Linked DNA regions of Mus musculus: region 2 is linked to region 1. The links are chromatin loops, found by intact Hi-C in ENCODE. Cell type or tissue: left cerebral cortex. All regions are shown on one strand. Each heading gives the region's core, and the rest is flanking DNA. Links, peaks and the distances in the headings are about the cores only. Region 1 has its middle 8.9 kb from the start of Nt5c2. Region 2 overlaps Cnnm2 (cyclin M2).

Region 1 (12,022 bases), core at 2,698-10,697:
TCTTTTCCACTACCTCTGGTGGGTGGTGGGCTAGAAGGGAGGTTAAAAGCATTTAAGAACCATCATTAAAGATAGGGTTGGAAGATTTTAAGCCTACAGTCTACAAAGTGAGTCCTGGGACAGCTAAGAATGGACTGAAAAACCCTGTCTCAGGAAAAAAAAAAAAAAAAGGATCAGTGGGGTAAAGTTGCTTGCCTGACTGCTTGAGTTCCATTCCTGGAACCCACGTGGTGGAGAAGAAGAGCTAACTTTCTTCTTCCTCCCTTCCTCCCTCCTTCTTTTTTTTTTTCTTCTTTTCTTCTTCCTCCTCCTCCCCTGCCTCCTCTAATTTTTAGACAGTGTTTCTCTGTGTGGTCTTGGCTGTACTGGAACTCTGTAGAACAGGCTGGCCTCTTAACTCACAGATCCACCTGCGTCTGCCTCTCAAGTGCTGGATGTAAAGATGTGCGCCCCCCCTCCACCCCCCTTCCCACCCCAGGCTCCCCAGCCCACTTTAGCTTTTTAACTGTTTCTAACTCACTTGGAGCGACAGTGTGTGTGCCCATAATCTCAGCACTTGGGAGATAGTGGCGAAAGGATCACTAAACTGAAGGTCAGCCTCGGCTACTAGGGAGTTACAAACCAGAATGAGCTACCGAACCCTAACTTGGAACAAACAAGTGGTGCAGAAGCAGGGGGAGCTCTGTGAGGCCAGCCTGGTCTACATAGAGATCTTCAGGGCAGCTGAGGCTACATAATAAGATCCCGTCTTAAAAACAACAGAAATTCCCCATAAGTGTTACAGATCCAAGAAACCCCACGTTTGTTAACCACTCATCAGCTTGGTGTGTGAGAAGTAACAATGCTAGGGTGATCTCAGATCTCAGAGAGGGCGGCCACAGAGGCTCTCGACGGCACTGATAGTCGGTACAACAGTGGAAAACCCAGGACTTTGCTACCCATTAGTTCATGTGGAGTCAGCACCAACACACACACACACACACACACACACACACACACACACCTCACAAGCTAACCGTCCAGCACAGCGATGTGTTCCAGCTGTGTTCCAGCTGTCCCAGCTACTTGGGAGGCTGAGGCAGGAAGATGGTTTGAGTCCAAGAGTTCAAGACCAGCCTAAGCAATAAAACAAAGACTATCTCAAACGAACAATAATTTGTTTTTATTTGTTATTTTCATTTTAATGATGCAAAAACAAAGGCATGAGGACATCAAGAAACTTGCCCAAGGTCACAGCTAGTTAGCAACAGAGCCAGGAGTTGAAGCCAAGAGGGGTTGGCTTCGGAATCCATGCTCTTAATCCCCATATCAGTATGCCCGGTTAAAAAGCAACTTAGACTTTGCTGGCATGTAATGACCTATCTTTAGCCTCTGATCCCATCGTCAGACAGAGCCTGTGGGGCAAGCTGCCTGATCTCGCTGGGCTGCTGTCAGTGATCCCCTTTTGAGGTGTCTCCACATCACTCCAGGGAAGTCAGGGCAGATGGCCACCCCTTTGGCAGAGTCCTAAAAACCAACAGCTGCCAAAGCAGTGAACTTGGCCTGAGGCTAATGTGCCCTTGGACTGTAGACTGAGAAGTTACAGCCTGGGCTAGTAGTTCCAAAAGAAAAAAAAAACTTTTTTTTTTTTTAATGATTGCATTAGAAATTTATTTGGGATGAGACCTCTGCTGAACAAATCATTCTTAAATTGTGATTCAGGCTGAAGCAACTTCATAAACACACGTCCCACACGTCCCCGGACCTCAACTACAAGACCAGCCTATACCGCTCTTCTCCTGCTTTCCTTTGAATACCCACTTCAGGCCTGGATCGAGGCATGCTTTATCTCCTCATATTTCATCCATTGTTCCATAGGCAGGAGTTGATGCCTCCTGGTGAGGTTCCAGGGTCTCTTAATCGGAATTATCCTGTCATCGTGGGGTTCTCCAGCAGCCTTCTGATGATTTCAGCACCCCAGTCTCTCTGCTAACCTCAGTCTGTTGACTCCTGCAACATCGTAACATTTTCTGATACATCCAGCAGCTGGCTTGACTTGAGCCCTAAAGTTTTTTTAACGATTTATTTTTATTTTTATATGTTTTCGTGAGTGTGTCTGTGGGTGAATGCCAGGTGTACAGATGCCTGCAGAGTTCAGAAGAGGACATCAGATCTCCTGGGGCTCGGGTTATATGCAGTTATAGGTCATTTGACTTGGGTGCTAGGGACCAAACTCCAGTCTTCTACCAGAGCAGCAAACACTCTTTTGTTTGTTTCTTTGTTTCTTTTGTTTCTTTCCTTTTCTCTTTTCTTTTCCTTTCTTTCTTTCTTTCTTTCTTTTTTTTCTTTTTGAGACATCATTTTTCTGTGTAGCCTAGGCTACCCAGGGACTCACTCTGTAGACCAGGTTGGCCTCAAACTCAGAGATCCATCTGCCCCTGCTTCCTGAGTGCTGGGATTAAAGGAGTAAGCCACCATACCAGGCTCTAACAAACACTCTTGATTGCTGAGCTATCTCACAGGCTCCACCAAAAAACAAACAAACAAACAATTTTTAAAACCAAGTTTTTTTTCCAAACCCAGATCCAAGTTTAATTATTTACACAATATGAATTTGTAACATATATGTGTATATAGGTACACACAGATCAGTCAGTTTCATCTGCTGCCGACTTCTCCCTTGCTAGGCTTTTGACTCCAGATCTTCCCAGGCTTCCCTCAGGTTTGTGATCTTCATGCGTCTCCTCCAGAGTGCTGCGATCGCAGGACCATCATGCCCAAGTGCTCTGGAACTAAGTAGTCCCACGTCCTAGGAGCTGACTTATTTCTGTCAAAACAGCACTTAGCCTGACCTATTTATTTATTTTAAAGATTTATTCATTTATTTTTATTTTTATGTATGTGAGTACTGTCCCAGTCTTCAGAGACACCAGAAGAGATCATCAGATCTCATTACAGATGGTTGTGAGCTACGCTGTGGTTGCTGGGAATTGAACTCAGAACCTCTGGAAGAGCAGTCAGTGCTCTTAACTGCTGAGTCATCTCTCCAGCACACTTAGCCTATCCTCTTAGCATGGATTTCTTTTAGCTGGCTAATATCTAAACTAAAGAATTAATTTGAAAGAAATATTTTGGGTTTGGTGAAAGTAAGAGTAGTAACCTCAATTACTGGGCCTAGATCTAGCACAGGCTGCATTTACAGAGGACCCGAGGTGGCCAGCACCCATGCCAGATGACTAACAATGGCCTGTAATGGGAGCTCTAGGGAGCCAATACTTGTGGCCCCCATGAATACCTGCATGCACCCTTACTCAGATACATATACATATACACATAATTAAAAGTAAAATAAGCCTTAAAAAACAAAAACAAAAACAAAAACAAAACCTCCGTCGTCGGGTGTGGTGGCGCACGCTTTTAATCCCAGCACTTGGGAGGCAGAGGCAGGCAGATTTCTGAGTTCAAGGCCAGCCTGGTCTACAGAGTGAGTTCCAGGACAGCCAGGGCTACACAGAAAAACCCTGACTCAAAAAAAAAAAAACAAAAAAAAACAAAAAAAACAAAAAAACAAAAAAACAAAAAAACCCAAAAAACAAAAAAAAAAAAAAACCAAAAACCAAAACAACAACAAAAACCCCTCAACTATTGGCCACTATTTTGAAATCAGACTTATTTACCTTTTGAGTATCTTTATTTTATGTGTACATGTTTGTGCCTGAGTGTATGTTTGTGCACCATGTGTGTGAAGCCTGTAAGAGTCGGAAGATGACATTAGATCCCCTGGAACTGGAGTTACAGCCAGTTGTAAGTGACCTTGAAGGTTCTAGGTGGGAGCTGTGAACTTAGGGCCTCTGAAAGAGCAGCAGTAAGTGTTGTTAAGCACTGCGCTGTCTCTCCAGCTCTCACATTGACTTGCCTTTAGCCTAGGAGTCACGCAAGATAGTTAGGACATAGAAGGCCCATGAGATGTAGCCTGTGCCCCAAGGTTCTCCCCACCCTCCACGCCCTCACAGCTCTGATTCCTGTCTCTCACTGGCTGACAGCCAGGAGTTTTGAAAAGTGAACCACCTGCACAAAAAACTGTTTGTTGTCCTACATTTGGGAAACTTCTCCAAGGAGATCATTAAAAATGACTGAGGACACAAAGGGTGGGTGGGCTCAACAGCCCCTCCCTCTAGGTGAGGAGCTACTGACAGGCGATTGGTACAGGGAGGAGGGTGATTTCAGGCTCTTTTAGTGAGTGACCCTGGTGGATTGACCGCTCTGTGGTGGATGGCAGGACATCAAGACAGGAGGGAGTAGAGGGGTAAGTTGGGGAGGGAATATGATCAAAATACATTGTATGTGTGCATGACACTCTCAAAGAATTAATAAAAATACTCTGTTTTAATAAATGACTGAGACCTATGGCTCAGGCTCGCTGTGCAAGCGAGAAGACCCAGGTTCAACCCCGGCATTCACAGTCAGGTGTGATGGTGTGCACCTGTCAGCCCCGTGCTGTGGGTGGGGACAGCCAGGAGGATCCCTGGAGTGTGCTGCCAGTTAGTCTAGCCAAACTGATAAGTTCCAGGTTCAGCGAGAGATCTCATTCAAAAAGTAAAGTGGAGAGTGACTGAGGAAAACACGAGACATTGATCCCTGGTCTCCATGCATGAACACTCATGTGCGTACACATATGTAACACAGACACACACACACACACACACACACACACACACACAGTCTAATGATTAGGCCTTAAACATGATTTCTTATGCTCTACATGTGTCACAAAGTTCCATGTGATCCATGCTTTCTCTCTGCTAGCCTATAGCCTCCCAATCCAGTGATGATGTCACCCATAGGTGACAAGGACCTGGCCAGTCTGTTGCCATGGCAACCACCATATATTCCCAGCATTCACCTGCCTGCCCTTACCTGTGCACAGTGGTGCGTGTGATTACATTATGGTTCAAATAAAAGACAGAGACACTAACCTTCGCTCTCTTTCCTCCTCATCTACCTCTTCCTCCTCCTTCTCCATTTCCCCCCTTCATCCTCTTCCCTTCCTCCCCTCTCCCCCCATAAACCTCTCCTGTGGAACTGCTGGCCTGGTGTGATCTGTCTAGATACAGCTGCCATTCTAATACAACAGGCACTTCCTCCTCCAGCTGCAGGCCTGCATAGTGGACCTATCAAACGTCTCCTCTTCCAGGACAGAATCCTGTGGATAAGAAAAAAGGCACACATTTTGCCAAATATCTAAACCCAATTGCTGACTAAGTAGCTTCACCCCCCCCACCATCACATACTTAATAGCTACTACTGTGCATGTACGTCAGCCGCTGTCAGCTTCTGCCGCCTCCACTGTACTCTCTTTAAGCGTGGCTTGTGCCGTAATGAGTTCTCCAACCTTGTTCCACTTTGACTCCCTCTGGAATCCTTCTCTGCCTCGACCGGTCAGAAACCGAGCTTGAGCCCTTCCCAGAGGCCTCCTGTCTTTGAGGGTGGCCCCAGGTGGCCCAAGGGCATCAGTGGGTTCTAGTTCTTGCCTGATGACAGCGGAGACTTGTTTGGTTTTGTTGTGCGTATAGTTGTTTGTTTTGTTTTTGTTTCTCTAGACAGGGTCTCAGTTTATAGAGCAGGCTGGCTTTGAGCTTTCTAAGCAGCTCAGGCTAGCCTTGAACACGACGTGGTGATTATTCTGCCTCGGTGCCACCCACACCCACTCCCTTGAGTGCATTCCTTGCCCTGCTAGGAGGCCCTGCGTTACAGCAGGAGTGCCATGGTGCATATAAACTGGGGACTGCATCCCATTCCTGTTAAATGGCTGGGCAGTTGGTTAGAGACAGGTGCTCTGGAGGTGGCTGTGAACGGATTTGTGATCCCTCTTCCTGCGGCCTGGCCATTGTCAGTTGCCTTGGATCCATTCTGTATTTTTTTGCAATAAATACTCAGGAGATTATTGTTCAAAATGTCCCCTTCAGCTAGCAAACAAAGAAGCCCACAGAGTCAGCTGTTGCCTGGGCAGCAGGCAGCCCAGAATAGTTTCAGATTGGCTGCTACCATGGTAACATTGATTTCAGTCACAAGCAGGCATTAGGTAAATAGTTAATGTTGTCAGAGAACATGTGGATGGACCACCTGCCTCAGAATCACCTGGGAATTTGTTTGAATCTTCTGTTTTTTTTTTTTTTTTGTTTGTTTTTTGTTTTTTGTTTTTTTAACAGAAACCTTAGAGTCTCATGTAGCCCAGGCTATCTTTGAGCCCCAGATTGACTCCAGTCTGGCTTTGAACTTCTGGTTGCCACTGTGGTTTAAACCTTGGAATCCTAGGACTCAGGCCAGAGGGTTTTAAACTTTTTAATTGGTTCTTTGTGAATTTCACATCATGCCCCTCGATCCTACTCATCTCCCCCTCCCCTTGTTCCTACCCTCCACCCCCGTAACCTCCCCCACAACAGAGAAGACAAATCTTTGAGGAAGCTGTAGTGTGTCACAGTGTGTCACAGTGTGTCACAGTGTGTCCAGTAGATCACCCAGACCTAGAGCAGCCATGTGGCTGGATTAAAATTCTTCTACAAGGTGTGGCGCCCCGCGCCTGTAGTTCTAACACTCTAGCCAAGTGGTGAGTCTGAGGCCACCCGGATTTCATGAGACCTGACACAAACCAGGAAAAAAGTCAGCCAGGCAGCATACACACAGAAAGTTAGACCCATTAAAGAAAACAGCGTCACCAAGTCATCAACGGCTGAAGTCACCAACGGCTCCGTTACAGATGCCTCTCAGCTCTTTGAACTAGAGCAGCTTCCTTCCTTACAAAGGCCTGATGTGTGTTGTTTGTTTTAGGATGGGGTGCTGTGTGCCCGTTAGGCTTTTAGAGGGAGGGGTGGAACTTGGGCTGCCATCCCTCCGTGTGTGTGTGTGTGTGTGTGTGTGTGTGTAAGCCTGTCTTAAGTGTGTTTCCGGTTATGTATGATCAACTTTCCTAACACCTATGGTCATGAGTTTCCCTTGTACTCCCTGGGTTATGTAATTTACGTGTAAACTGTACAAAGTTAAAAGCAAAGAGAAGGCTCTGGCCGGAGGGATGAGAGAGAGGATGGCGGCTGTGGTAAAGCTTGTTTAAAGGAAAGCTGCGATGAGCAAGCCCTCCACCCCCCCTTGTTACACCTTTCACTTCCCACAGACGTCTGTGTCCAGAAAACAAATTTGTTAAAATCGTTTATTTGTATTTCTTGGCCCCAAAATAATTATTTTTGTGTAGCTTCCTGGTAGTCAGCCAGAAGATCGTTTACTGTTGCTGAAGTGGAACGCCACGTTGGGAGTGAAATCATTGAGGGAACGCTTTCGTTGACTAATAATAGAAAGTCTAAAATTACCCATATTTGTCATCAGATTGGCTTCCTAATACACGGGTAAGTGCTCTCTCCCTCTCGAGTGCGGCACACTTTGCTTCCCACGTGGGTACTGATTAACTGGTCAAGTTCAGTGCCCAGGCCGACCGAAGCGCTTTGCAGGAGGTCCACGGGTTCCGAAAATCCAGCAACTTGTCACTTATTGTTTTAGCTTTGCTACTAACTAGGGCTCTTGATTGGTTTGTTTTCTCTACCAATTAAAGAATTAAAAGACAGGGCTGGAGGGAGGGCTCGGCAGTTAAGAACATTTGCTGTTCTTCCAAAGGATGCTAGCTCTTTAAAGGACCCAGGTTTGGTTCTCACCGCCTACACACAGCAGCTCATAACAGTATGCAGCTCCGATTCCGGGCCATCCGCTGCTGTCTTCTGACCTCGAAGAGCACCAGGTAGTGTTTTTGGTGGCCTGGGATGGGTTCCCTTTCCCCAATTTTGGGTTGGTCAGCTTAAACAAACAAACAAACAAACAACAAACAAACAAACGAGATTTGAAAGGCCCACAGCTTCGGATAAATATGTGTTTATGATGGGATAAGGCAGAAAAAACCCCTTCCCTAATGTGACAAAGGAAGGCGAGCTGGTATGTCATAGCTTTGAGTAAACATGTTCAGGAGTAGCCATGTTCATCCCCGTCCAGCCTGGACTGCGCAGCAGGGAGAAAATGCCCTCTACTCAAGGTCTTTGTCTCAGGTCACAGTGGTGAGGAAGAAGCAGGAAGTTTGCCATCTGCAGTCTGCTTGTGGCCTCTTTCCCTATCTTTCTGTGCCAGGGATCTGTGTAGCTCCTAGTCCTCAGGAGTTTCTGTCACTGAGATGAAACACTCTGCTCAGAAGCATCCAGAGAGGACTGAGTTTATCTCAGCCTACGGGCCACTGTCCATCACTGAAAGAAGGCGTGGCAGGAACTATAAAAGTTCATGGCTTCTCTCCTCCTGCGCTAGCTCTGAAATAATGACATGGAGACCTGGTGTATTCATGAGGAAGCTTCCTTGCACAATGGCTGGCCAGGGTTTTCATCTCTTCTAACTCGACCATGCTGGCCTGGCGACCATGTTGGCCAGGCCTACTTCCCAGCCCCTCTCCAGCCCCTCAGTGTTACCTGCCATCTTAGTCTTGCTCTGGATCCTCCTGCTCCAACCACCCTCTCCTGCCCACTCTCTCTTGGCAATCTCCTCTTGGTGATTTCTCCTACTGAATTCTCTGCCCCGCTCTGGTCCCCATCAGAGGCCCCCTCCCCTGGGATCAGAAGTCCTGCTTTATTCTCTCCTGGTCAGCTGATCAGGTTTTTCTTTCTTTCTTTTTTTTTAAATATTTATTTATTATTATACATAAGTACACTATAGCTGTCTTCAGACACACCAGAAGAGGGCGTCAGATCTCATTATAGGTAGTTGTGAGCCACCATGTGGTTTCTGGGTTTGAACTCAGGACCTCAGGAAGAGCAGTCAGTGCTCTTACCCGCTGAGCCATCTCACCGGCCCCCAGGTTTTTCTTAACCAATCAGAGGTGATGAAAAACAATTTTTACACAACACCGAGACAGGAGATGTTTGACAGTGCCAATATCTGAACTGCAATTAGATCTCTGGGGACCGTAATCAGCATCTGAATTCACAGTGCACAAATCCATCCCCCAACAAGAAACTCAAGCAGGAACTTACAGCAGAAGCCATAGACTGCTTGCCAGTTTCCTCCTAGGGTCAAGCTTAGCCAGCTTTCTTACACTGTCCAGGACTACCTTCCCGGGGGATGGTGCCGTCCACTATAGCCTGGGACCTCCCACATCAATTGACAATCCAGACAGCTCCCAGCAGGTCATTCTGATCCAGGCAGTCGCTCAATTGGCTCAATTGTTGGCCACTCCTAGGCTGGCCTCAACTCACAGAGGTCCACTTGCCTCTGCCTCCCAAGTGCTGGGATTAAAGATGTGCACCACCACTGCCCTTATATGGCACTATGCTATACCAAGTTGACAATTAACACTGACATTAAATGGGCACCAAGGGAGGAAGGTTGGTGATATGTCAGTTCTTACTAAAAACAAATTGTACTGTCCTCTCAGATTTCCAAGCAAGGGCTGATGAAGTCACAGCGTAGAGGCAGGAATATAAGAATGGACTGGAGAGAGGCTCAGCAGAGAAGAGCACTCACTGCTCTTCCATAGAACCTGAGTCCAGTTTCCAGCACCCAGGTCAGGAAGCTCACACTGTTTACAGCTTCAGCTTCAGAGTACAGCAGAATGTTGACCCCTGACCTAGTAGTGTAGTTCAGTGCATTTGCCTAGCATGCACATTACCCCAGGTTCAATACCTAGACACCACACACACACACACACACACACACACACACACACACACACACACAATGTTGGGCTTGCACTGTCGTCCCCAGCTGAGACTTTATATGATAGTAGGTTATGCTGTGTTGATAATTAAAACTAACTTGGGACAATTAAGGTTAACCCAGTGTATAATTAATACACTTATATAAAAGGGTATTTAGGGAAGATGACTAGAAAGGGTGTTCGTAGGGGCTGGAGAGATGGCTTAGCAGTTAAGAGCACTGACTATTCTTCCAGGGGTCCTGAGTTCAGTTCCCAGCAACCACATGGTGGCTCACAACCACCTGTAATAGGATCTGATGCCCGCTTCTGGTGTGCCTGAAGACAGCTAGAGTGTTTTCATGTAAATAAAATAAATAAATCTTTAAGAAAAAAAAGATTTTGCTAACAGTTGTAGATCATCTCTCATGGTGTAAATCTCCAGTAGACGTTTCCAATGGGTTTTTACCTGATTCCAGTGAGTCACTTTTTGTAACTCTGAGGTTATTGGCTGGTGGGTAACATTTAAACTGTGGGTCTGACTCCTACAGTTCCTGTTTTATCCTGTGTGCTCTTTTCCATTGCACTGAAGGCTGGGTGCGTCAGTGTCATCCATGGGGCAGAGCTTTGGCTCCTTCTGAGACTCCCCCATCCTTTTGTTGTATTGTAGTACAGATGATTGACTCTAGGGCCTTGCACATACTAGATTTTGTAGTTGTTTGAGTTCTTGGTCTCTCTCCTGAGTGCTGGGATCACAGGGTTGTGCCACCAAGCACAGCCCTTAACATGTAACAGCTACTTATCTACACGCACATGGAGGTCTGAGGACAACTGTGTGGGGCTGGTTCTCTGTTTCCACAAGTTGAGTCCCAGGAGTTGAACTCAGGTTGTTAGGCTTGGCAGCAAGCTGGCCCTGCCCAGTCTTATATTGTGCCAGGATTTGTGCACGCTGGCCAAGCACTTTACCAGCTGAGCTGTATCTTCAGCCCCGTTTACTTATTTCAAGTTCATCTTCCAGATTGTCAGCACATTCCATGAAGGCAGACTCTCACATTTGTGTTGGGCGTTGGGCGGTGTTAGATACCAGGTCGGTACATAACACACATTTGGGAAGGAAGTTTCTGTCAAGAAGCAGAAAAATTGCCAACTGAGCTGTGAATCAGCTCACAGTCTGGAAGAATCAAGGCTTATAGCACTTGTATTTTTAAAGTATTAATTAGATACAATGATGATTTAAATGAAAATGCTCCCACGGACTCCTAGGAAGTGACATTACTTGGGAAGGATTGGGAGGTGTGGCCTTGTCAGAGTTTGTGCGGCCTTGTTGGAGGAAGTGTGTCACAGGGAGTGGGCTTTGGTGTTTTCAAATGCTCAAACCAGGCCCAGTGTCACTTTTTCTTCCTGTCTGCTGCCTGTGGTCTAGATGTAGAATTCTCGGCTCTTTCTCCAGCAACCATGTTTGCCTGCCATGTTTGTCACCATGCTTCCTGCCACGGTGATCATGGACCAAACCTCTGACCTGTAAGCCAGTTCCAATGAAATGTTGTCCTTTATAAGAGTTGCCATGATCATGGTGTCTCTTCACAGTAATAGAAACCCCAACTAAGAGAGAGGGAGAGATAGGACAGCCATGTGAGTATTTCAGCAAGAAGTTTGGTGCTAGACCATCTAAGGCCACAGTGGAGTGGCTTTTTAGACCAAACAGTGCCTAAATTCTTCAAGTAATATCAGAGTAGAGATACTGAATAAGCCCCTCATGATTCCTTAGCTTCATTAGTCCTCTGATAGAATCAGCTTAGCTTGGCAGGAGTTCAAGGTTGACCACATAGGAATTTAAGGCCAGTCTGAGTTATGTGATATTTTCTCTCAAAAGACATGTATGTGTGTCTCTATGTGTATATGTGTATGTGCATATATATATGGACTGACATATGTGTGTGTGTATATACTGTACATATATGTGATTTATGTTAGTACATATAGATCAAGATCATTTTGTGTGTGGATATCTTGCCTGCATTTATGTCTGTGCATTGCATATGTGCTTGTTGTTGTAAGAAAAGAGGACACTGGATCTTCTGGAACTAAAGATGGTTGTGACTAGCCATGTTGGTGCTGGGATTCAAACCTGGGTCCTCTGGAAGAGCATCCAGTGCTCTTGACCACTGAGCCATCTTTCCAGGCACTATATTTTATATACTTTTTAATATAAAATATACTTCAGTTGGATGGTGGTGGCAAATGCTTTTAAGTACTTGGGAGGCAGAGGCAGGTGAATCTATGAATTCGAGGCCAGCCTGGTCTACAGAGCGTGTTCTAGGATAGTCAGGG
Region 2 (12,022 bases), core at 2,659-10,658, 88 kb after region 1:
GACACCAGCTTACAAGGTCCATTAGTGAGATCAAGCCCCCCAACCTCTTCCCGCTGGCCCCCCAGGAGATCACACACTGCCATGATGAAGATGATGATGAAGAGGAAGAAGAGGAAGAATAGGAAGGCAGACTAGAAACCGGAGCACCCATCAAGTCTGTCAGACTCACGGGGTGAGGGGTGGCCTGTTTGGATTCTGTTAGGGAGGGTGGGAGGACTCCATCAGAAGTCCTGGAAAGTTTGGAAAGTTTCTCAAGGCTTTAAATAATTCTAATCATAGCTACTTCAGTTTTGTGTATCTGTTCTCTGCAGATGGTTTGAAACTGTATAGGAAGAACAGGTAAAGGCAGGTGGAGTGCACACAGATCGCACCACATGGCTTGTAATGATTTTCTGTGTCTGTCATCGTCAGCGTGTCATCTGGATGTACGAAGGTAGTAAAAAAGGGTTTCAGAACAGAGCCACGGGACTGGTAGGAAGAGGAGATCCACAAATGCTGTATACAGGCTGTACCGCTGCTTCAAACCCCACTTGTCCAGTGCTTCACAGTGTTGCTAATCAGTGGAGAAATACATGCTTTCATTATCAAGTGTAGTCAGCCGTCTGTTGAGGTCAGGTTTCCTTCCGTTAGCTTTTGGGTTTCCTCGGTGGCTCTGGCAAGGCTGCTGCTGTGTCATTCGGTGCCTTTGTGAGTTTCCTTGCTGTAGGTGATTCTTGACTGTGGGGATTGGAATTTGAGGCAGAAGTTACCATCCCTACTACATTTTTTAAAGTTGGTAGCACAAATGCTTTTTATTCTATGAAAACAATCCTTTTGGGGAATGTACCTGAAGAGTACAGAGGAGCAAGTTCCCAGAGCAGCAGCCACGGCATCGTGGCCTGCAGGTGCACCCTCCTCCTCGCCACAGTCAGTCAGTTCCCGTGACAGGAAACGACCTTGTGTTCTGAGGAGAGCGTGAAGGCTGTGCCTGCCCTGCCAGTGCAGGGAGCTGTCCCGCACTTGAGCAGTGTCAGAGATTCTTGCTTTAACTTTGATTTGCTTTCTCCCATTCTTGGCCCTGGTCACTAGGGTCCTGGCTATTCTAGAACTCAGTAAAATGTATGTCTAATGCTAACATTGGCCCTTGTGTAGTACAACTATTAGCCGTCACAGCTATTGCTCTTCAAATGGCTTTAGGGTTGGTGTTCTTTTTAAGGGAAATACATTTTCAAAATTGCTCACCATATCTGTATCACTTTTAGTTAAAAACATGCTTATATGTACAGTGTTTCATGGGTATAAGGATTTTTTTTCACTGAGGTTTTAGGCATTTTTTAAAAAGACAAATTTTCTCTATGTAGCCCTGGCTGTCCTGGGACATGTTCAGTATGTAGAGCAGACTGGCCTTGAACTCAAAGAGGTGTGCCTGTCTCTGCCTCCCGGGTGCTGGGATTAAAGGCGTGCAGCACCTTGCCTGGCTTGTTTTAAAGTAATCATTGAAGGTATGGAGCACAGCCACTGAGCCAAGGCTGCAGCTGCCAGCACTCACTGACTTTACAGTAAGTCATTTCAAGTAACGTGCATTCGGACTGAAATTTCTGGAACATGTACGTGGCCTATTAGTTGTCATCTCTGTTTTTAAAATTTAGAGACTACCGTATTCACCCTAGTTACTATTCTCATTTAAATTGTCATTGAGGACATTGCCTAGTTTGACAGTGTTAAGCCTTCTCAAGCCCAGATCACCTCTGCGTGGCATGTGACAACTGCAGAGTCACCTTGCATTAGTTCATTCCTTAGAGCAGAGGTGGATATCACTCAGTTTGCTTTCTATGTTTTACTGTGTTGTGTGGATACAACAGTTTGTTACTGGCCAGATGACACTGTCAGCCAGGTGACTCACCAGGAGAGCTAGCGAGCGAGCAAGCACTTCAAGTGGCTGTGAAAAGCACGCAGTTGCAAGAACTCCACGTTAAGTCACCAGAAGGAGCTGCTAAGGAGCTTTGTGAGAGACCAGCTGGTGATTTCCCACACGTTCCCAGATGTGCTGGGAGGTCTGTCTGGGGCAGGTGACTGGACATTTCAGAATGGAAAACAGGGATTGTCTGTCATCAGTAAACTTCTCCACCGTTTTCCTAAGTCTGAATAATTTAGAGGACAGAAATGGCAGCCCGCCCTTCCGTCACTCTTCAGAACCTTTCCTAGGAGTTCTGAAAACACTCAGTTTTCAGGCTTTGTAGAGCATCAGAATTTAGGAATCCTTTCTTCATGCTAGACTGAGCTCCCAAGACTGGAGTGTGTGACACTAGGGAGTCCGGTGTTCCCAGTCCTACTGGGTCTCACGGCCACAGAGGTGCGCCAGGAGAACAAACACCCAAGTGTCTCAGAAACATCTGGGGCAGAGAAAATTCAATGTTTATTTTATACCCAAGATTCTCCTTTACCATAAGCATAGATCTGCAGAGATCCATGGAGTAAGCTATGCGCCCTTCAAGTTGCTCTTTAAATTTTGTTTAAAGTAGAAATAGAATAACTAAATGAGCTACAAATCTGTAAGTCACATTCTATGGGCAGTTACAGGTCAGATTTAAAAGTAGCTTGCCCATGTTTAGATATTTATAAATCAGACTTGTTTGTTTAACAACTTTAAAGTCCTGCAAGTTTTCCAGGGCTTCTGGGGCACTTTTAAATCCTCTGCTTATTCACCACAAATAGCCTGAGATAAACAACTGCATATTTAAGACTGTATTAGGACAGGAACTTCGCTCACATTCCATGTTATGGAAACTATTTAAGCTCTTTCTGACGGTGGGAAAGTGGTTACTAAGATCCATCTATTGCTGTGCTGCCAGCCGCCTTCTTCCCCATGTGGTTTGAGAGTTAGGCCCTCAATCCTTAGTTTCTCATGGCATTCTTTCTTGGTGACTAGAATTAGCTTCTCTTGCAGTTTTTCCTCAGAGGGAATGATTTCTAATCATACACTTGGGATGCCCAAGTCTGGAGTCCTTACCAAAGATGAAACAAAAGCATGCACTATAGTAAGATGCATAGAGGATCTACATGCATGTGACGTCAAAAAGCAGAGCCTGATTGCAGCCCACATTGCCTGCCACACTAACAGGGAACCAGCACCTAAGCTCCCCACTGCTGTCCAGAAGAAGCAAGAAGCAGCTCTAGAAAGAATATTCAGTTACGAAACACGAAACTTTTCTCCTCATTGCTTTTCCCTGCTTCTCAACCTATGGAGACAACAGTGTAATGGTGTCCAGCAAAACAGTAATGGCAAGAAGTGAAATGTTGCCATGTGCCATACCAATGTGTCAGTCAGCAACAGACCATGCATATTACGGTGGCCCCATAAGGTGCAGCTGTCTGGTTTGTGAGTACTCATGCCTGCTGTTCCCGTGAGGTCACCTCATGACACATTCCCACTGTGAAATGATGCACAGCTCCCAAGATCCTTTTAGAGCCAAAACATGAAACTGCACCAGATTCACCTCTCAGGCTTGGACACCACATGGAAAGTAAGCAGAATTTTTCCAACTAAATAAAATTCCCAGTTTTGAGCCTGGCCACTTGAGGTTTCTTTACACGGGGTATAGTGCCCAAACTCCGTCTTGTGGCTAGAGTAAGAGCAGGGAGCTGTTTGACACTTAACTCTTCCCAGGGGACCTGTAGATGAGACCCCGAGGCCAGGAGCCTGTGTACTGCACACATTGTCTCCATGGAGATAGCGACTATCCTTCAAGCCTCAAGACCAGATAGTTTACAAGTAGACCTTCCCAGCATTGAAAAGTTTACTAAATGGCCATGGCCATTCCTTACTGAGAGCTAGCCCTACCTGCCTCCAGGTAGAGGGGGGGGTTAAAGATAAGGTTTCTTTATGTAACAAGCCCAAGCCCTGGCTGTCCTGGACTCGCTTTGTAGATCAGGTTGGCCTTGAACTCACAGATCTGCCCACCTCTGAGAGGTTCTTAACAAAGTTAACCTTGGATTTGAGGATATGTAATTTAAGCATGTGATTGCTAGAGTCTGATGTAGAAGTGGGCTCAGTCTCAGGACCTCAGAGCCACTAACAGCAGCAGGAAGCACTTCACACAGCCCAGCCCAGCAGTTATTCCTCGTCAGGTCGTCTGCCAGGACAAAAACGCCATGCCCAACTTAAGACAAGGGCCATATAACCAATTCCTTTATCCAAGGACTTACGGAACGTTCTACCTGGAAGTCAGAGGCCTCACAGACATGAGGCCCTCTGAAGGGAAATGAAATCGCAGCAAAAGGGCCATCAGCAGTCTAACTAAACTTGTTGGACTTTAGTGAGGGATATGTCATTAGATTGTAGAACTAGGAGGGCATTGTAGCTCAGTGGTCAGACACTTGGCTGGCGTGTGTAGGGTTTGATCTCCAGCAAAGTACAAGTTGCCAAAAGTCAGTGCCAGGCTAGGGAGAGTTCAGTCTGCCACTCTGCACAGCGTCTTCCTTCTGCTTGGGATCTGTTTCTATGAAGCACTGAGCTCAACGAAGCTCAGAAATGTCCAGGCGCAGGAGTGTGACGGGTGGCACAGGGCTCCTCACAGCACAACTACCTCCATGCTCCTTGGGCAGTTTGTAATGCTCAGCCATCTCAAGAGCTGTCCAGATGAAGACCCAAGCACAGCAGTTGGCGCAGAGGGCATGTGCTGTGGCCATCTTCCTGCCCTGAGCTGTGCCCTGTGTCTAGGGAAAGGGAGTTGGACACTGGACCAGGATGCAGGTGCAGTCATTCTCCTCCTAGGCAGTGATCAGACAGACAGACAGACAGGTTTTACAGTCAGCCTTGTCGATATGCCGCTGAAATGTTCCCACAGGACAAGTGTTAAGTAAAAGAGATGTCATTGTCAAATACAGTAGGGACTCTTGAGCCACTAGAAGCTTGTTTCTTAGTGCATGGACTTGCTTGGGATGTAAAATAAAGACTTTCAGAAAGGGGCAGCCAGTTAGTGGATTCACCTAGCACCTTGAGACTCATCCAGATGTTGTGGGTCTTCTCATCCACCAAGTGACAACAGAAGATGAGGGTCATTCTCAATTACCGAAGAACATCTAATATGCCTCCACACCTGTGGCCTTGTATCACTTGAGGGTGACTCACCCATGAACTGACTTTCCTCACTGGTTTAGAGGAGCTAAATAGCCATTTTTATCTTCAAGAGCCAACTGAGACGCCTGTACAAAGAAGCCTTTGTTACTGCCAAGGAAAACCTAGTGTGTCACTAGGCAAGTCAGATGGATACTTGTACGTTTCCTAGGGAAGAGCTGGTGGGGGCGCACCTCATTCCTCAGAAGAGCATCCCCCAAACCAGCTGTGTACCAGGCTGTAACATGCAGGTACTCAACCTGCAGTGTCTGTCCAGAGGAGACGCCCTGATGTGAACCGGTCTGCCTTTCCCACAAGGAAAGCCATGTAAACCGGTACGGGACCACGGCTGAAGAAAACAAAATGGTTGGTGTCACACAGAGGAAAGAGGGAACACACAGCTGCTAAAAGGGTGAACAGAAAATCATTTATCTAAATAGAAGAATAGAAATAAACAAAACCTTTTAAAAACAATCACAAGATTTACAAATAAATTGGTACAAATAAATAGGTATTGTAAATCTACAACATTTGGATTATAAACGCGTCTGTTATGACAGCTTGTGCATATGACCTGTGTTTAGCTTTCTCTTGATGCCACTGCTCAAATGCATGAAATGTACGCCATGATACCGTGGGTACGACTGAGGAGGGTGGAAATCAGACAAAGCAGGGCTTACGTTTGGCCCAAGGCAATGCTGGTAACTGGGCCTTAATACCAGGAAGAGGCATGGTCAGAGCCTAGATGGGCAGCTTCCACTACAGATAGATCCTGCAATGCAAGTGAGCGGTAGAAGCCATTGATCTAGCTTGGGTGTGGATGAGGAAGGAGGCTCTGGTCTCAGCCATAGCGAAGAGACCCAGTTACCAAAACACCTCGTCTGCAGTAACTCATGGAGACGTGAGAAGTTCTGCCCCATCTACCTCCCAGATACTGGCCAGCAGGAATGGACTGGGGTAAGGCAATGAAAGAAGCTGGGGTAAGAGCAGCAATATGGTTTTTTTTTTCCTTTTAAACAGAAAATACCACCACCCTCTCACCCAATAAGGGACAACAGAACCCTAGGCTCAGTGGATGAGGGGCTTCCAAACAGTGTCTTAGTCACATGATATACTAACAGTAGAGACATATGTACATAATAAATAATATAAAATAAAGCATATACATTTGTGGATTTAAAGGACTGCAAAAACAAGAAAAGTCAGTCAGTTGGTGAGACTCTTCACAGTAGCCCTGACATGGGTAGTAGTGAATCAGAAGCCAGGCGGGGGCTTTCTAGGGAATGAGTCCATAATTCCCTTGGTTCTAGAGGTCTGGGACCCTAGCTGTTTGTAAGAAACCCGAGTCTCCAAGAAGAGCAGGCACTCATGTCTGTCAGGCCCTTTTGATAATTCTCTTTAGGGTGACTCTGGAAGAATCCAGCCCCAGAAGTAAATCCGCGTGGATCAAATGTGAGCAGCATCGGAACAAACCCTTCTAAGTGAAGCTAGACAGTACCCCAATACATCAGCATCTGAAACATTGGCCCACACCTCTCCTTCCTTCCAGCTGTGGACATAAAAACACCTAGAACCTGGCTCTTGCTATTTTGATAATTGCTTCAAGTACTGCCTGGCACTCTCCATCAAAAAGCATTTAAAACAACTGCACTTGAGATGTCTCCCATGGCTCTGGTATAAAAAGGTTGCATGAGCTATGTCAGCCACAGGGAACTAAGAAGCAAAGGTCCCCAGATGCTCACTTTAGCTGCTATGTCTGGATTGCTCCCTCTGCCTGACTGAGGTGGCCATGGGGGTGCTGGACCACTGGGGACTCTCCAGAAGGAAAACCAGTAAATGAGCATTGATTCCGGGAGGAGGGTGCGGAGGTGCCAGAGGAAGGCTTGCCCATCCCAGGCCCAGGACTCGTAACAGCAGCTCGGCGTCGGAGCACTGCTCATCCTTCAACTAGAAGCAAATGCACCTCAACAAGCTCACCGTTCCGTCAGCTCCTAAAACACAAGTAAATGGCCCTGAGTATACAAGTCCACCGAGTAGGTGCCTCATCGATAAATTTGTATGGGAAAAACTTCCAAATACCCCCACAATCACTTCCATATTCAGCTCAAAACTCCTAATTCTGGGCTAGCCTACAACTTACCCAGTTGTCCTTGTTGGACAGAAGCACCACAAGCCTATGGCCCAGAATGAAAGCAAACATAGCCCAAGAAAGATCCTGGTACCTCAAAAAAGGGTACACCGGTAGCTAAGTAGCTAAACAGCCATCAGCCCTGCACAAGAAAAGCAGAGGGAGGACTCATGCCAAGCCACAGCAGGTTAGACTACATGGTGTGTCTGAAGCAGCCAACCCTCTCGGCTTGCTCCAGGGGACAAGGTGTGTACACTGCGCCAGTCCAGAGGGTTAGCCTGCTTGGGTTTGTCCCTGGGAGACTGCATCCCCTGGGTTGAGGCACAGTGACAGTGGCAGATCCCTGGCAGCCTTCAGAGAAGGACAGAGGTGTTTGTGTATGTTTTCACTAGCCAGGACACAGGCTGAGTCACCCAGCACCTACTTGGTTTTGCTTCTTAACCCAAATAACTTGCGGGCTGAAGATCATGGTCCCTGTGTAACTCAAAATCCTGTCGCTCCATTTTCTAATGCGTCTGGACCTGCCATGTTTTCCTAGATTTGGAAAAGCTGGTCCTTTAGCTGTACAGAGCTGGGGATGGCGAGGGGACTTTTCACAGTTAGTGTTCCGTATCAGTGTGAAGTTCTGCACTGAACACCTGTACGCGTTTCTTGGAATAACACGAGAAAGTGGTTTGTGGCTCAGCTCCCTTCACGTGAGGTCAACTATGCCCACAGAGAGTATGAAACAGGCGGCACCTTCAAATTGGGAACCCAAATTTAAGCTAGCTGACTAGCACCCCAATACTCATGTGGAAATATCAGGATTCTCTTCTCCTAAGACTTTACTAGAGTTTGGACTTGCCTTATGGACAAAGAACAGTAAATGAAGGACCCCCATTAGCAGTGACAGTGTCTGCACACAGGCATCCAGTTCTAGATGCTGTCCTGTCCTCTGCCTGGCAGCAGAGGCATAGGGGCAGGCCCATAGCACCCAGAACTCCCGAGGCCTGAGTCTGTCTGGCCTGACCCCTCCCCTCCATGTTTGCACATGCAGCATTGCAGGAGGGCTTCCAAGCCAGAGCTACATGGAAGGAGCCTGACCATGGCCACTCTACTACTTGCCAGGCTCTCTTGGCTGGGAAGCCCATGAGGTGAGGCCAGAGATGGTATGTGCCATTCCTAGCCAAGATCCACTCAGAGGGGCAAAGAGCCAGTTGCCTCAGGAGTCAACTTGGGAGTGGGAGACTTGGAAACACTGTTCACTCGGACGCAAGCCCTGTTTAAAGATTGAAACTTCTCCCCAGAGCAGCTCAAACTACGGCCGATGGAGGAACTATTCAGAATTCCTGGTTATTATAGAAGTAACTAGTCAAAGATAATTAGTTCATTAATGGAAAATGAACACGAAGCTGGCAGGCCACAGTCTTGATCTCTGAGAACCCCACTCCTCAGCTTCTTTGCAAGAGAACTCTACAGTTAGCTGCCGCAGCGGGTGGTGACTGATGCTCTCCCAGCTAGCTCCCTCAAGTCCTTCATCTCCAGGATCCAGGAACAGTAAAACTCAGAGAGGCCCAAGGTGCTTCTCTTCCAGAGGCTCCTTCCTGGGGCAAGGCTGTCTGAGGCAGAGGTGTACCATGCCTGAGGGGCAGCAGAGTGGAACACTTAGCACTAGAGAGCCTTGGCTGGGCTCCTGACTCCCCAGGCCTCAGGGAAGGGGCCAGCTAGAAGCTTGTTGGAAGGACTCTGGCCCTGGCCACACTCAGAGAGCTTACATCTGAACATAATATGCTCCTTATTAAAATGATATTTTCACCTGGATGTGTTTGAGAAGGGGGTACTCACTGTGTGGGGTTCCCCATGATAGGAACTTCATCCCAAAGTGGCAGGCTAGGTACCGGTAGCAGGTCACTCAGCTCCTTTAAAAGCTACTCTCAACGACCCTCCACTAAGGGCCAGCCTTTCTCAACCCGAACACTCAGGACCACTACCCACTGTCAGTGGGCATGGCACCAGACGCCCGAGCCAAGGTCTGCGGGTGTGGCAGTGATAGAGCACCTGCCAAGGATGCACATGGCCGTGGGTTCCAGTCCTAGCACTCCCGTGCCCATGCGCACGCGCACACGCACACGCACAGAGTTTTCAGAGTCATCAGGTATTCAACAAAGGACCAACCCAACATGTCACCCTCCCAGAGTCCATCCTGGGGTTAGCAGACCTCCTACCTGAAGGAGGAGGCTGGCGCTGAGCCTGAGGGTTCCCTGTGCAGGAAGCCCAGGCCCACAAAGGCTCTCTTCTCCAGCAGTGACCTGGGTAATGAGAAGCCCACTGAACACTGGCCAGGAGTTCATTTGAGTGTATGAGCACTGCCAGCAAATGCAAGGAAGGAACCTTTTAAAAGAAGCCACCCAAGCAGTACCTGCTGACGTGAATTTCATAACACATGGTAAATTTGGTATTGAAGTAAGACAGAGACACACATGAAATGGCCACAACACACATTTGGTTTCTGAATCGATTTGGGGTCAAACTGACTCTGGCTGTATGGGTGGCTCTCTGGCAATGGCCACATCCGAAGCAGGGCCACCTTTGAACAGGGCCACTGCTGAACTCCACAGCCCAGGGACAACATGGGAGGGGCACTTGGCTCTATGGAAGGAAGGGCATTTCATTAGAAACAGGGTCTAGAAATACCTAAGTATATTGTCCACCTCCCACCCTGCCCACCCCACTCAGATAATACACAAGTCCCAGCAGGAAAGAGGCATCCTGTAGCCGCCACCACCACATGTTCATTAAGAAGCCCCATGGAAGGTTTCCACTTGGCACCTGTAGCAGCAGCTTGGGTTAGCAAGAGTGAGGGGTTGGGGTGGGGGCTAGCTGATGTCCCAGACCACCAGAGGTTACAGGAATGGGGGATGAAGTCATTGCCTCCTGCCAATGATAAACCATGGGTTTAAAATTCATTAACATTCATTTTGGTGATAAAAATTCCTTAGGGTGGGAACAAGATCACATCCCCAAGCAAACGTTAAATTAATCCTTCCTGAGGGAAAGGGATGGGGTTAGACATCATATTTTCAAAAGGACACTACGTGCAGAGAGGGCACCTGCAGCTTCCGCCGACACCCACAGTGACGACAGACTTGGCACGTTCTGCAGTGACATGATTTTTCTTCATTCATCCATCAAGTTCGACAGCGACACCCACCGGGCACAGAGGAAAGGTATCCCTCCTGGGGACGGCCAGGGAAGGCCGTTAAAGGGGCAAGTCCATCCTGTCGGGGTCACACGGTGGGGCTACAGCAGAGTTAGCTTGGAAAGACCAACTTCAAACTCTGCAAAAGACACTTAGAAACAAAAACATGATCTCTTGGAAAAAAACATAATGAAACAATTTTTAAATTTCATGCAAATTGAGGGATGAAAGAAACGATAAAAGGTTCTGAAAAAATAAACATGATTCTATTTGGGTGGAAGAAGTTTGTCTCCGAATTCTTGAAAGCCATGCCCCAGCTGTGGATGTCACGTGTCCAGTTTCCATCCCTCCCCCAGCCGTCCTCCGCGGCTTCCAGGGAAAGGGGCAAAGTCTTTGGTCTCAAGGCTGTAGGACGCAGCATGGCAGACAAGCTCAACTAGCGGAAGTCATGGTCAGACCAAGTCCAGGAGGGCCGGACAAGGGGGCCCGAGGGGCCCTAGATGGCGCCTTCACTGTGCAGGCTGTGGTTGGCCTTGTTGTGTGACACACAGTTCTGTTCATTGAGCAAGTTGGCCGTCTCATCTGGCAAGCCGTCATGCAGCTCCGTAAGAGTCAATTCAATTTTAGTATTTTCACTGTCTGAAGACTGAGGCGTTTTGTCCATCCGAGACGCCATCAAGGCATTTTGGTATTGCTGTCTGGAGATCTGGGGCCAGAAGAGGACACAGAAAACAAACCAAGAGAACTTATTTTTAGGTTCTCTTGTCTCCTAATACCGTATCACACACTGAATACCCCAGGAGGCCCAACTCTTTTGCTCTAGGAGGAATCATCCTTGAGTAGAAACTGAGCCACTCTGAAAGGTTCACACCGACTGCCAAGATCCAGCCAGCTCTCACCACTAGAACCATTTCTACATCTGGCCTCTTACATTCAGAGACAAGAAAAATGGTTATCAGCTTCAGCGAAAGCTGCTTGGGTCTCTGAAAGATGGCTAATTCAGGCTCATGGGATGGAATAGAGGTCACTGTGTTTCTCAACCTGCGCTGAGCCCAGGAAGGGAGGTGGGACGTTTTGACAGCCAAGGGGAAGCTGTCAGAAGTGGCTGTACCTGCCAGATCTAGCCGTGCAGCCCTCCCCACTCACCTTGACGAACTGTAGGTCAGAGAGGGCTCGTACTGAGTAGTCAGGGATGTAGACTTGAAGGAAGGAAGAGCTGAGCTGGTTGTTGCTGCTCCCCAAGGTTGGCGTCATGGCGTCAATCCGGTCGCTCCGACTGAGAGAATCTGAGTGATTCAGGCCACAGGGGCGAGGAGGTGACTTATTTTCCCCTAGAAAAGGGAGAGAAAGCGGCCTTTAAAGCACTGTAGGTATAGCCGCTGGAGAACGCTCGCTCCAAATGAAAAGCAATCCCACCAGCGCCCACACATCTCTCCCACAGATACGCACAGCTCAGCTGCGACAAGACCAGGGTATAAAGGCCAAAGCTCAGTAGCTGAGAACCCGCCTTTGAGGGGAGCATCACTAGGTACACAGATAGGGCTGAGGAGAAGGCCCGGGTCACGGACGCTACTACCCGATACTAACAAGGACCATAAAAGGCTCTCCATTATCTGTCCAG

Evidence for each region. Hi-C counts contacts between places; a loop is a spot of excess contacts. Peaks named below come from ENCODE experiments on the same cell type or tissue, not always from the same donor. Only the 100,000 strongest peaks of a DNase experiment are listed, where the experiment ranks them.
Region 2: a loop joins it to region 1, with 2.2 times the contacts of the local background. A loop is called at or near these places in 4 of 42 quality-filtered maps.

What each region holds. Positions count from the first base shown.
Region 1 is chr19:46,965,159-46,977,180 of GRCm38, reverse strand. It overlaps a transcript of Nt5c2 not described here. Among named protein-coding and RNA genes, the nearest start is that of Nt5c2, 8.9 kb to the right of the region's middle. In left cerebral cortex, for the core only: a CTCF peak has its summit at 8,698 (motif pointing right); DNase peaks (open chromatin) are centred at 5,877, 7,455 and 7,656; H3K4me3 peaks cover 385 bases; H3K27ac peaks cover 2,499 bases.
Region 2 is chr19:46,876,918-46,888,939 of GRCm38, reverse strand. It overlaps Cnnm2 (cyclin M2), which reads right to left. Exons shown (of 8, transcript NM_033569.3): 7 at 11,548-11,732; 8 at 10,360-11,107. The coding sequence ends at 10,898. It overlaps Nt5c2 (5'-nucleotidase, cytosolic II), which reads left to right. Exons shown (of 18, transcript NM_029810.5): 18 at 1-3,550. The coding sequence ends at 122. Among named protein-coding and RNA genes, the nearest start is that of Nt5c2, 79 kb to the left of the region's middle. In left cerebral cortex, for the core only: a CTCF peak has its summit at 10,410; a DNase peak (open chromatin) is centred at 10,383; H3K27ac peaks cover 994 bases.